2 separate regions of the Homo sapiens genome follow, and region 1 is linked to region 2. A link is an interaction called in ENCODE POLR2A ChIA-PET data of the cell type or tissue named here. Cell type or tissue: Panc1. All regions are shown on one strand. Links, peaks and the distances in the headings refer to the core of each region. The heading gives the core; the rest is flanking DNA. Region 1 has its middle 33 kb from the start of LINC02988. Region 2 overlaps VPS45 (vacuolar protein sorting 45 homolog).

Region 1 (2,920 bases), core at 189-2,688, 64 kb after region 2:
TTTTTTTTAGTAGAGACAGGGTTTCACCATGTTAGCCAGGATGGTCTCGATCTCCTGACCTCGTGATCCACCCGCCTCGGCCTCCCAAAGTGCTGGGATTACAAGCGTGAGCCACCGTGCCTGTCCAATTACATCTCATATTATCATGTTGGCTATAAAACTGTATGCACCCTTTTTATGGTTGCTAATAAAAATGTTTTTGCTCAAATATACTTGCTATTTACCTTTAAGTGAATAATGTATTCCAGAATTAAAATCCAGGGCAAATATACACACAATAAGGAGCACCACTCTAGCAATACCAGACACATTTAGTAGACATGACACATGCATTTAAATATGTGGAAAATTCTAAGCAGCTACCTATCAAATCTCAAGAGATAAAGTCCAGCAGCCCAACCACACTGGCTGTCAAACAGGCTGAAATTTGATTCAGAAAATAGAATCTGATTCAGAAGACAAAAATGGTAACGTTAACAATGCTATTTTGATGTGACCCTTTAGCAGAAAGCTGACCTTTTCGGCAGTTGTTAAAAAGCAAGGTATGTCTGTAGGAGAGAGCAGAGCTTGATAAATGAAGAAAACAGGTCTATCCCCATAATATAGAGAGAAATCACTGACAATTTAGTCTCATCTTGTTCCACTATCATTTTAACAGTGGAAGCTGCCACTGCGAAAGCTCGCTGCATGGCACCTGTTAGGCCTCATTCTCATCTCGCAGTTCCCAGAATTCCTCTTGATTGCAGCATCCATACACTCTTCATTTTCCTGCAAGGTATTATTTGGACACTCTTCAAGAATCCTTTTTCTTTTTTTTTCCCGAGATGGAGCCTCACTTCGTTGCCCAGGCTGGAGTGTAGCGGCGCAATCTCGGCTCACTGCAACCTCCTCCTCCCGGGTTCAAGCGATTCTCCTGCCTCAGCCCCCCGAGTAGCTAGGACTACAGGCGTGCGCCACCACACCAGCTAATTTTTGTATTTTTAGTAGAGGCGGGGTTTCACCATGTTAGCCAGGCTGGTCTCGAACTCCTGACTTCAAGGGATCCGCCCACCTCTGCCTCCCAAAGTGCTGGGATTACAAGCATGAGCCACCACACCCGACCCTCTTAAGGAATCCTAATTGCAACTTTTAAGGCTTGTAATTCCTCCAAATAACTAAAGCAATAGCACATACTCTAAAAAGAAAACTTTTCTTCCTTTGCCAATATATTGACAAATTTGGAAAAGATAAAATCCCAACATAATGTTCATTGTTCTTATGATTATGACTCTTGAAACTTTATGCAGATAACTCTGTACACAGACTAGTCCCTCATCTTTCCCAAAATGCTTAAGAAAAACAAGAATGTTTAATCCAGATGCTGTTTTCTAAATTGGCCAATTCAGTTTAGCACTTACATCTTAAGAAAGTAAGCTTCAAAAATTCTCCTGTTTCTCCTGTGATGTGTCAATATCATTTGGCCTTTGGCTTCAATTAGGACATGAGTTGATTTCTTCTTAGCCCTAACTAATGGTCATGTAGTAGACTGACTTTTCAAATAGTGTGTTTAGAATAAATTAGTTCATTACAGAACATTTTCTTTATTTTCAGCTGGCATCAATGTGGGCATCAAGGTGTCCTCCTACTAAGCAGTTTAATCTGAATTGGTAACATGGATTATATATACCTATAGTAACTTGGAGATTTTACTGTATTTCTCTTTTGAGATGTTTTACATAATTTTTTTCTCCTTGATGTGCTACTAAAATGTCTGTAGAAAACTGTATGCTTTAAGTCTAAACATCAAGTACAGTGTGGGTTGAAGGGATGATATCAAAAAAAAGCAAACTCCATCCTTTTTTTTTTTTTTTTTGTAGACAGAGTCTCGCTCTGTCACCCACGGCGTGGAGTGTAGTGGCACGATCTCGGCTCACTGCAACCTCCGCCTCCCAGATTCAAGTGATTCTCCTGCCTCAGCCTCCCAGTAGCTGGGACTACAGGCATGTGCCACCACGCCCAGCTAATTTTTTTGTATTTTTAGTAGAGATGGGGTTTCACCATGTTGGCCAGGATGATCTCAATCTCGACCTCGTGATCCGCCGCCTCGACCTCCCAAAGTGCTGGGATCATAGGCGTAAGCCATTGCGCCCGGCCAACTCCAGCCATTTTTAAGCTATACTTAAGATCTTTCTGTCTTACATTTCTGTAATGAGACAGCTAATCACAACTAAGCGGGTTGGTTATAAAGATCTAAACCGGCCGGGCGCGGTGACTCATGCCTGTAATCCCAGCACTTTGGGAGGCCGAGGTGGGCGGATCACGAGGTCAGGAGATCCAGACCATCCTGGCTAACAGTGAAACCCCGTCTCTACTGAAAATACAAAAAATTAGCCAGGCATGGTGGCGGACGCCTGTAGTCCCAGCTACTCGGGAGGCTGAGGCAAGAGAATGGCATGAACCTGGAAGGCGGAGCTTGCAGTGAGCTGAGATCGCACCACTGCACTCCATCCTGGGCGACAGAGTGAGACTCCGTACTCAAAAAAAAAAAAAAAAAAAGAACCTAAACCGACATTGTAAGCAAGACAATGCTACAAAATATGGAAGACACAAAGAGAGTTCCTACCCTCCAGAGAATTTCCCTGAGACGAGTACTGCCTTTCAGTTTTCTCTGTTGTGGGGACAGAAAGAATAATGGTAAGAGGCTGAGTAATGGCTGCATCATGAGGGTAGTCTAGACAAGCAACCCATGGATATGCAAGAGAAAGACTGTCTCCAGGGGTCCATGAAAGAGACTGCCTGAAGGTGGGTGGGATCTTGATGAGATGGAAAACCTTCCAGGCAGAGGGAAAAGTGTGAGCAAAGACAGAGAGATTTGTGTATTCATTTCCCAGGGCTGCTGGAACAAGGTACCACAAACTGGGTGGCTTAAAACAGCAGAAAT
Region 2 (2,920 bases), core at 263-2,762:
GCTCACTGTGACATTGATCTGGGTTCAAGCAGTCCTACCACTTCAGCCTCACAAGTAGCTTGTGCTAACTTTTTATTTTTTTCTAGAGACAGGGTCTTGCTATGTTGTCCAGACTGGTCTCAAACTCCTGGGCTCAAACAAACCTCCCAACTTGGCCTCCCAAATTGCTGGGATTACTGGCATGAGCCACCACACCCAGCCAAGGTAGATATTTTTATAATTGTTATCAACTTCCTTTTTCAGATGAGGAAATCAAAGTAGAGAGAAGTTAAGTACCTTGTCCAAAGTCATAAAGCTAGTAAGTGGTAAACCTGGAATTGGGCACAGTCTGTTTCCAGTATGAGTACCTAAGCACTCAGTTGAAATAATATTTTGGAATATTTATCTAGCTATGATATTTTTAAATCCTTTGTTTATAAATGTCACCTATAAGATAGGCAAAATATGTTTTTATCAAATGGATAATATGTGAAGCTTTCAGACTACTAAGAAATATTGTAAACCAAAGCTGGGGAAAAAATAATACAGAACTGAGGGATCATTTACTTTTATTTTAAGAATTTTATCATTCAATGATGATTAAAAATGAGATTTAAGAGACAGTGTTGCTCTTTGAGTAAAAATGACTAACTTGGCCAGGCATGGTGACTCACACCTGTAATCCCACACTTTGGGAGGCCGGGGCGGGCAGATTGCTTGAGTTCAGGAGTTCAAGACCAGCCTGGGCAACATGGTGAGACCCTGTCTCTACCAAAAATACAAAAAAATAGCTGGGCGTGATGGTGCGTGCCTGTGGTCCCAGCTACTCGGGAGGCTAAGATGGGAGGATAGCTTGAGCCCAGGGGGCAGAGGTTGCAGTGAGTCAAGTTCGCGCCACTGCACTCCAGCCTGGGTAACAGAATGGGACCCTTGTCTTAAAAAAAAAAAGAAAATTAACTTGATTAATTAGTGGAAGCTTTTAGTTTCATAACTATCTGAAATGATGCCTAAGTGTTATAATAATTTAACTTTGACATGGAGTAAGTGAAATTAATACTTTTTGTAGTGAATACAGCTAAGGGCCTAAAAAATAGTTGGCATCTTGAATTTCTATACATAAGTTTGAGGCTGGTAGGGGGCTGATTCAATTTGTGTTATCAACAGGTACTTTATAGATTTCCACCTAAACAAGTAACACTAGAAACTTGGACCTTCTCCTGTAACCACCAGTAGGTTCAATCTCTGAATTATTTACAGAAAAATTAGGATACTATGACAGAATTTGCATTTCAAAGAGGCAGGAACCCAGAGGGGACTTCTCTTCACTACGGACGTTTCAGGATAAGTTTTGAAACTTTCCCAAAGAGATTTTCTTTCTTTTTTTTTTTCAGTGAGACAGAGTCTCGCTCTGTCGCCCAGGCTGGAGTGCAGTGGCACGATCTCGGCTCACTGCAACCTCCGCCTCCCGGGTTCAAGCGATTCTCCTGCCACAAAGTCCCAAGTAGCTAGGACTACAAGTGCGTGCCACCACGCCTGGCTAATTATTTTTGTATTTTTAGTAGAGATGGGGTTTCACCGTGTTAGCCAGGATGGTCTTGATCTCCTGATCTCGTGATCTGAGTGCTGGGATTACAGGCGTGAGCCACTGCATCCGGCAAAGAGATTTTCTTTGACAGCTTATTTTCCTCCAGTGACCAAAGGATTAGACATCATTGCAAGAGTTGTGATGGAGTGTGTCGCCTGTCACTGACAAGCATTTATTGAGTGCTGATTATGTGTAATGTTCTGTGCACGGTGCTAGAAAGATGAAGACATGTTCTGTATCTTTAAGGATCTCAATGTCTAATAGGAAAATAAACATATAAATGAACAACTCTAATAAGATGCCTTTTTAAAAGTTGAATTTAACCCAGGATTCAAATTTAGGCATGTCCCTTGATTCCAATTTGTTTGTGCACTGTAACGTATATTTTTTAATTAAAAAAATAGCTTTTCATTTTACCTCTGAATTGTGTGTAAAAAAGAAATTTAAAAAAGAAAAATATCTTTTCATTACAAAATCAATATATAATTCCTGTAGGAAAAAAAATTTAATACAGCTAAGCAAAAAAATAGCCATACTGCCACCATAGGGAATGTTGTCAGCCTTTTAGATCTTTTGCTATGAATGTATACACATTTTTTTTAATTTTATTTATTTATTTATTTATTTGAGACGGAGTCTTGCTCTGTCACCCAGGCTGGAGTGCAGTGACACCACCTCGGCTCACTGCAACGCCCGCCTCCCAGGTTCAAGCGATTCTCCTGCCTCAGCCTCCCGAGTAGCTGGGACTACACGCTACCACACCCAAATAATTTTTGTAGTTTTAGTAGAGACAGATTTCACCATGTTGGCCAGGCTGGTCTCAAAGTCCTGACCTCAAGTGATCCACCTGCCTCAGCCTCCCAAAGTCCTGGGATTACAGGCATGAGCCACCACGCCTGGCCAATTTTTTTTTTTTTTTAAGATGGGGTCTTGCTCTGTCACCCAGGCTGGAATGCAGTGGTGTGATCATAGTTCACTGTAACCTCAAACTCTTGGGCTCAAGCAGTCCTCCCACCTCAGCCTCCCAAGTATCTAGGACTATGGGCCACCAAGCCTGGCTATCTATCTGTCTAATCTATCTATCTATCTATTTATTTGAGATGGAGTCTCAAATATATTGCCCAGTCTGGTATTGAACTCCTGGCCTCAAGAGATCCTGCAGCCTCGGTCTCCCAAAGTGCTGGGATTATAGGCATGAGCCACTGTGCCCAGCACACATATATATCTATATATAATACACACACACACTTTTTTTTTTTTTTTTTTTTGAGAGACAAGGCCTTGCTCTGTTGCCAGGCTGGAGTGCAGTGATGTGATCTTGGTTCACTACAACCTCCTCCTCCCGGGCTTAAGCCA

The links. ChIA-PET counts read pairs that join two places held together with the same protein. Peaks named below come from ENCODE experiments on the same cell type or tissue, not always from the same donor. Only the 100,000 strongest peaks of a DNase experiment are listed, where the experiment ranks them.
Region 1: POLR2A ChIA-PET joins it to region 2 with 8 read pairs; 7 of 35 experiments call an interaction of 5 or more read pairs at or near these places.

The regions. Positions count from the first base shown.
Region 1 is chr1:150,191,837-150,194,756 of GRCh38, forward strand. No RefSeq gene overlaps it. Among named protein-coding and RNA genes, the nearest start is that of LINC02988, 33 kb to the left of the region's middle. In Panc1, for the core only: no CTCF peak of the experiment used is centred there; no DNase peak of the experiment used is centred there; H3K27ac peaks cover 812 bases.
Region 2 is chr1:150,127,387-150,130,306 of GRCh38, forward strand. The region is part of intron 14 of VPS45 (vacuolar protein sorting 45 homolog); the gene reads left to right. Among named protein-coding and RNA genes, the nearest start is that of PLEKHO1, 21 kb to the right of the region's middle. In Panc1, for the core only: no CTCF peak of the experiment used is centred there; no DNase peak of the experiment used is centred there.